Regions from separate parts of the Homo sapiens genome. Here region 2 is linked to region 1. A link is an interaction called in ENCODE POLR2A ChIA-PET data of the cell type or tissue named here. Cell type or tissue: OCI-LY7. All regions are shown on one strand. Region 1 has its middle 130 kb from the start of LINC02836. Region 2 overlaps ATG5 (autophagy related 5).

Region 1 (4,000 bases):
CTGTATCATAGGAATGATGTTTCTGTTGTGAGAATTAAATGACATGATGTATGTAAAGTCCCAGGCCTATTCTAGACATCCAATAAACAGTAGTTATACTCAATGAAGAAAGCACCAAAAAAGACATACTTGTCTCCCCTGGAGAAGTTCAGAGGAGGAATCACCAGTGCACAGCCTTGAAGAATCGGAAGGAGTTCCAATTGGGGATGGAGGGAAGGTAGAAGAAACCACATGGGTGGGACACGTAGTTGGACACTAGAGGCCAGAGTGCCTGGGGGCGGGTGTGAGAGAAGAGGCTGCAGCGCCAGGTCCTGAGGAGATGCCTGCCATGTACAAAAGCTACATCTGCCTTGACCAGAAAGTGGTGGGAGTTTTAAGCAGCAGCCTGCCAGGAACATGATTAGGTGATAATAGGTAACACTCATGCAGCCAACCCCTAATTAGAGCTTCCTATAGGCCAAACACTATTCTAAGCCCTTTACATATATTAACTGAATTCTCACATAATCCTTTGAACTAAGTACTAAGGAAACTAAGGCAGAGAGAGGTTAATGCCTGGGCAACCTGGCGAAACACCATCTCTACAAAAAATACAAAAAGTAGCCAGGTGTGATGGTGCATGCCCATAGTCCCAGCTACTCCAGAGGCTGAGATGGGAGGATTGCTTGAGCCTGGGAGGCGGAGGCTACAGTAAGCTGAGATCACACCATTGCAATACAGCCTGGACAACAGAGTTAGACCCTGTCTCAAAAAAAAAAAAAAGTTCCCAAGGACATATCATCCTAACTCAGTGTGCATTTACATGGATAAGGCTGAGAGGAAGGAAGTTTGGAGAGAAGACAGATTGGAAAAGAGAAGGCACTAGAAATGAGTTAGGAGGGAAGGTCCAGATGGGAAATGAACGTGCCAGAATTAAGGTTGTAGGGAGGAAAAGAAGAGGTTACGCTTAATGGAAAATCCAGGGTTCAGGGAACCTAGTGACCAGTTGGATGTGGAGACAAGTAATTCCTTTGGGAAAGATTTTGTGAATTTAGTTGGTCTGTTCTCCTCTTTGAAATATTTTTATAACACTCCTTTCCAAGGGGGTGACTTTACCAGAATGACAGCTTGCACTTTCACCAATGTCCATTCACTGGTTCCTAACCCTGAAATCTAGCCAACTAAGGTATTAGGACTTCAAAAAAAAATCAACATGGTGGTGTGGTTTTCACCTTGAAATGGGGTATTTACTCCTCCTCTAACAATAGACATGTTGTTTCTGTCTTCTAGGAGTTTCACTTTGATGTGTCAAAGGAAATGCCATGAACTCTAGGGGAGAGTCATCACTGCGTGAATGCAGGATAAACAGCAGGTGTGGCTGGGGCTTTAGGACAAGTGCCAGTCGTCCTATTCCATTTTTAGAGATAAAAAAAAAATGAATGTTTCAAGTGCTTTGGTTTTCAGGAGTCAAAGACAGCTTTCAAAAGAGTCCACGAATAGAAGCCCAACATTTCAGAGTGAAGCTGCATGACAGAGACACTTCTTAGTGTCTCCATGATCATGATTAGGAAGCCGAAACCAACACACTCTTCTTTGCATCACTTGGGTGAAGCAGGTGGGAGGCAGATGTCCTGCCTGCACACCTGGGTAGGTTGAAGGCAGCTCTTTAATTTGAACATTGAGCAATCACCTTCCCTTTTAGAACCTTGCAAATTAAATTTGCCCTAGGAACAAGTAAACAGATGATCTGGCAAAAGCCAGGTCCAGGGACCGGAAAGAGATCATAATATTAATAATAACCCCTTACATTTGCATTGTTTCTGTATCCTTCACACAGCGGTCCCAGTGAAATGATCATGTGCTTATTCTTGTCTTCACTGGAAAGCTAAGGAGTCTAGGGCTTAGAGAACTGTCTTGCCCCAGGTAATAGCAAAATAGAGGCAGAGCGGAGACAGGTTTTCTGACGATAAGCCTAGTGTTTCTGCCAGCACACCATCAATAAGCAGATTGTAATGGCTTTGGTTCTTCTAGCAACAGAATCTTCTTTTTTTTTTCTTTTTCTATTTTACTTTAAGTTCTGGGATACATGTGCAAAACATGCAGGTTTGTTACATAGATACACATGTGCCATGGTGGTTTCCTGCACCTATCAACCCATCATCTAGGTTTTAAGCCCTGCATGCATTAGGTACTTGTCCTAATGCTCTCCCTCCTCTTACCCCCACCCCCCAACAAGCCCTGGTATGTGATACAGAATCTGTGACAATAGAAACCTCTTATTCCTGGGGGGACCCTACTCCCCTACTTAGGAATGGACTTGTTATGTAGGATGTAGGTCTCCTCCATTTGGTTAAAGGATAGACAGATGGCTGATCTGAGTTGGGCCAAGCCTCAGTTTTCCCCAGTCCTCCTCATCTTTCTCTCTTGGAGAAAGAAGCTGTCTTCCTCCTGAGGTTGTGAAACTGGGAAGCTTAAGCAGCCTCTGGCCCTCATACTCACCAGGGAGAAAGACTTTTAAAAAGATGGAGCCAAAAATGAATCGTGTTTAAGCTTTTGATTCTAGCCATGTCAGAAACTAGTTCTACTTTTGGACTGTTTAGTTATATTAACTAATTAATTACTTCTATTGCTTAAGCTAATTTGAGTGTTTTGCTTTGTCTTTTTTGGTTTGGTCACCTTCAACCAAGAGTCCAAACCAACAGATGCCCAATAGAAATAACAAACCTCAATATGGGTGGCTCAGAGAAGACCTCTTGAATGTACTACCTGGTTCCCTGCCCCCACCTTCCTCTTCCAGGTCCACACACAGTGATGGCTCACCCATGCTGTGAGCAGCCTACAATCAGGTTATTTCAGGGAACTCCGGCCCCTCCTTAACCAGAATAACCAGAATGGTTTCTTCCTGCCTCTATCTTGAATTTTTGAGAGGCATGCCTTGGATCAAGTACCTAGGATATATGTTTCTGGGAGCCTTTTAGCTCTGGGAGGTGGAAAGTACGTATAGGTTGGGGCTAAGGTAGGTTGCACCCCTCAATATTCATGGAATCAGGGGGATTGGGTGGATTCATTTACTCTTTGAAATAAACTCAGGTTCATTTTATCCTTTTGCAGTCTTTCTGATAACTTTCAGGACACAACTCAATAAAGTAGGGTCCTTCACAAGACCTCCATGAGGCCAGGAAGCCCTCTGAGAATTTCTATTGGGGTCTTCAGTCCAGAGCCCTTGGCCATGTTGCTCCAGTGAAGGCTAGCCCAGAAAAGGCTACAGCAAACTCTGTGCCCCTTCATGTCCCTCTCAGAGCTAAACAGAGACAGCAATGAGACCTAAATATGTTTCGCTTTTCCCACTTTTGCCAAATAGACAGTGTTTCAAAGGAAATGCCTTATGTAAATACAATAACAAAAGCTAACATGCACATAATGAAGTTGAAAGAAAACTGTACCCTGTTTTACTACTGTAGTTTGCACAAATTGCTTCTTTGGAATGATAAATTCCGAGTAAACTGTAGCTATTTTGAGACACAAATTCCAGCCCTCCCCAGTCAAACAAAGTATCTTTGATTTCTTTAAATAATGACATATATGAGGCTTGAGCCCATCCAAAGAAAAGCAAAAGCTGTCTCATTGCTCCTTAAGAACATGCATCCCACAACCACGGTCTTCTTCCCGGCGTGTGTGCATTCTGACTTGCATGATCTGGCCTCAAGAGCATTGTTGGCATACTGTTGTTTGTGTTACTCAGGATTAGCAGAAAATTTCTGTGGGTGTTTTACGTCACTGGAGTAGGAAGCACTGAAAAATTATACCCACTTGATTGATATTTCTGGAAAGAGAACTCTAACTTACTAGAGGAAGGGGGTGGGGTGGCCAGGAAAGAAAAGAATGAGTAAGACTCAAGAAAGCCCCATCAGGAAAGTCCCACTTGGAAAACTGAATTGATGGAGATGAGATTTCTTGCATGAAGCAGCATTAAGCTCTATTTGGTAGGGAAATCAAAGTTCTTATTGTCTCAGAGGGGGTG
Region 2 (4,000 bases), 480 kb after region 1:
TCAAATCACACAATGCTCCAATGAAATCTTCATTAACTGAACCAAACTATGCCCATGAAAGATCTCATATGCAACTGCTAAAACCTCAATAAACATATTCATCTTCTTGCAAAAAAGATATTTCTTTATAATATGCACATGCAGTATATACTATTTTGAGGCAGATTTGTACTTTAGTCCTTGTTCCATTGCTTACCGGCTGGCTGTCCTTTGTCTGGTCATTGACCTCCAACTTAAAAAATAATACTTGCCTTGTCTACCCCACAGAAGTGTTATGAAAGTCAAACAAGGTAGCATAAAGGTATTTTACAAGATATAAAGTGCTATAATACAGATTTTAAAAATCACTCTACATCCCATAATACTTTGTTGTACAATTTTAGAGCAATAGTAGAAAATAACAATTATTGCCTAATTGAAAATCCAGTCCCGAATTCCATAAAATGTATGATATGAACATTATAGTACATCATATTACGAGCCCCAAATAATCACTGCTTATATAGTTGGTTAGGATTTCCTTAGTTTGTTCATATAGTTTATATATTTATGCAGTCCCTATTTTGTGAGAGGCATTGTGAGGAGCATAAAGACATAAGCACAGTACAGAGCCTTAGCTTCTCTACATTTACTAAAGAAGACTTCTTCTTGGGTATTTAATCAATATTTAAAGTATTCTGGGAAGAAATGAAATTAACTTCATAGACTGACCTTAGATTACTATCATTACAAAAAGATGCCTGAGTGATCTGTCTTTAACATACCAGTATTTATCTTATAACTGTTATATTTACTTGAATCAGAAGTGAAGTCCTTTTAAGCACTAAGCATCCATTCTATACTTTCTTGTCTTTACATATGAGATACAAATCATATTTTTAAAACTTTTATTTACTTTTATTTTTTAGAGACGGAGTCTTGCTCTGTAGCCCAGGCTGGAGTACAGTGGCATGATCTTGGCTCACCACAATCTCCACCTCCACTTCCCAGGGTTCAAGTGAACAAATCATACTTTTAAGCACAGATTCTCAACATGTATCCTAGCATGCTACTGCCATAACTAGGGTGTGAATTAAGTATTAAAGACAGCTTACCCCAAATATTACTGTAACATATATCTCTAAATGAAAAAGAACATATTAACAACTATACTTGGATGGGATTCTGGGAGCTAACCCATCCCTCTCTCCCCTTTCCTCCAAATTCCATCTCCTATTAACACACCAGCTCTCCTGAGCTAAGCAGCTCCTGGGGTTGGGGAAGGGTGTACATGGAGAAAGCTAGAACCTCTACAGTGTTTTCCTCTCTGGGAGGAACTAGCAGGCATACGAACAGAAAAAGCTGAATAAAAGGCTGAATCCTTTCTATTCCTGAGGCAGACAGAGAGAAGACCAGGGAACAAAGAGACTTCGACCAAGAGCCCTGCCAGGTATTGATACCTTTGATACTGAGAAAATATCTGGGATATGAAATACAAATGCTAAATAAGTATCTTTGAAATAGGGGTAAAAGAATAAAGGGTCTTGATGAGTAAAATGGGTAGTATTTTTTAATAACCTGATAATGAGCTTTAGGAAAAGGGAAGGTCAACGTTATGGAATGAAAACACAGAGGTACCAAATTTAAAAGCATAAAAAAAAGTGGAGGGGGGGAACCCAATAACTTCATCAAACTAGCAAATAACTTAGTATCATTTCTAATTAGAAACGCTAGAAGGAAATCACTTAGATCTGATAAAGACTAGGCTATAATTCTAACTGATGAAACACTTAAACTGTATCAATTAATACCAGAAAACAAACACAGAAAAGTCTACTAGAACCATCATTATTCAGCACAGTCTTGGTAATGCAATACTATAATAGCAATGCAATAAAGCAAGAAAAAAAAAAGTTTGTAAAAACACAATAGGATGAGATTTTTGTTTTTCCAATGCCATAAATAACTAGAAATGGAAACAAAATAAAGAAAAACAAAATCTACAAAACACCTGGAAATAAAAAGAAAAATGGTCTATTTGAAGAAAACCTTAAAATCTATGCAGAACATAAAACAAAATCTGAATAAAAAGAAATATCATGTTCTTGTCTGGGAAGACTTAATATCATAAGAAAGTGAATTATATCAAAATTTAAATCGAAATTTAATGTATTTCCATCTCTAATCAGACAGGACACTATGGGGAACTGAATAAGTGATTTTAAAAGTCATGGAAAATTAATAACTGAGAATAACCATGAAAAGTATGAAAAAAGGAGACAAATGAATTGCTCCAACAGATATCAGAACGCTAAAATTAAATAAAAATACTACTAGGATAAGAAAATACATATACTGATGTAATGAATAAAGAATCCAGAATTAGATTCCAGTAAGTCAAACTACTTTACTATAAACCAGGGGTGGCATATTCATCCAGTGGGAAAAGGACAGTAAGAAGTGAGTAAACTATGGCCCACTGGCCAAATTGTGGCCTCTGCCTATTTTTGCAAATAAAGTTTTACTGGGACAAAGCCAAGCCTATCATTTGCAAATTGTCTATAAATATTTTCATGTTACAGAATCACACAGTTTCAACAGAGACCATCTTGTCTACAAAGCTGAAAATATCTACTATCTGGCCCTTGAAGAAAGTTTGCCAAACCTTAGTTTATATAATAAAAGATCAGCTATCTCATAGACACCTATCTCACACAACACATTGTGGGAAAGGACCTTCTTTTTTTTTTGAGACGGGGTCTTGCTCTGTTGACCAGGCTGGACTGTAGTGGCATGATCATGGCTCACTGCAGCCTCAACCTCCCAGGTTCAAGTAATGCTCCCACCACAGAATCCCAAACAGCTGGGAGAGATGTGTGCCACTACGCCTGGCTAAGGGGCCTTTTTAACAGAGAAAGAAATCCACATACTACTAAGAAAAAGAAGGGCATATTTGATATATATTTATATTTTTTATATAGATATCATAAAAATCAAGATGAATTATACAGTTATATTTTGCAATGTGTTTGACGGTAAAAGTTTAATATCTATAAAAATTATTTTATAAAATATCTTTAATATATTTATAGATATTATAATATAAAATATCTATAAAATTATTTTATAAAATAAAAAGTTAAGAAGAAAAGATAGGCAAAACAAAATACAGTGCAATTTACAGAAAACCAAGTCCAAATGGTCAACAAAGATAAAACAGATTTATAAACTCACTAAGTGTGAGAGAATTATTAGTTAAAGTAAAAATATCTCTCTATACCCACAATACTACTAAAAATCAGAGTTATAATGCCCTATTGCTGGTGGAGATGTAAGGGGAGAAGCATGCTCTCATATACTGTTAGTGAAAATTTAAACTAATACATTTTTGAAAAGTAAGCTGGCAATTTTTTTTTTAATCTCTACCTTTTGATGCAAAAACTCATTTTTGGGTACCTATTCCATACCTTAAAAAAAATACATATGCTTACTGTAGTACTGTTTATAATGGTAAAAACTAGAAAAAAAGAAAACTTGATAGTGAATACTGAACAAATTACAGTGCATCTACAGATTAAACATAATGCAGCCATTAAAAAAGAATAAATTAGGCTGGGTGCGGTGGCTCATGCCCGTAATCCCAGCACTTTGGGAGGCCAAAGCAGGCGGATCACTTGAGGCCAGGAGTTCGAGACCAGCCTGGCCAACATGGCAAAACCCTGGCTCTACAAAAAATACAAAAATTAGTCGGGCATGGTGGTGGGCACCTGTAGTCCCAGCTACTCAGGAGGCTGAGGCAGGAGAATCACTTGAGCCTGGGAGACAGAGATTGCAGTGAGCCAAGATCATGCCACAGCATTCCAGTCCAGGTGACAGAACGAGACTCTGTCTCAACAAAAAGAACAAATTAAACCCTACAACTCATCAACAAAAATACCCAAACCCAATTCAAAAATGGGCAAAGGACTTGAATAGACATTTCTTCAAGGATGATAAACAAGCACATGAAAAGATGCAGAGC

Evidence for each region. ChIA-PET counts read pairs that join two places held together with the same protein. Peaks named below come from ENCODE experiments on the same cell type or tissue, not always from the same donor. Only the 100,000 strongest peaks of a DNase experiment are listed, where the experiment ranks them.
Region 2: POLR2A ChIA-PET joins it to region 1 with 6 read pairs; 2 of 35 experiments call an interaction of 5 or more read pairs at or near these places.

The regions. Positions count from the first base shown.
Region 1 is chr6:105,756,399-105,760,398 of GRCh38, forward strand. No RefSeq gene overlaps it. Among named protein-coding and RNA genes, the nearest start is that of LINC02836, 130 kb to the left of the region's middle. In OCI-LY7, no CTCF peak of the experiment used is centred here; DNase peaks (open chromatin) are centred at 1,323 and 1,593; H3K4me3 peaks cover 2,183 bases; H3K27ac peaks cover 2,541 bases.
Region 2 is chr6:106,237,282-106,241,281 of GRCh38, forward strand. All of the region lies in intron 6 of ATG5 (autophagy related 5), which reads right to left. Among named protein-coding and RNA genes, the nearest start is that of ATG5, 86 kb to the right of the region's middle. In OCI-LY7, no CTCF peak of the experiment used is centred here; no DNase peak of the experiment used is centred here.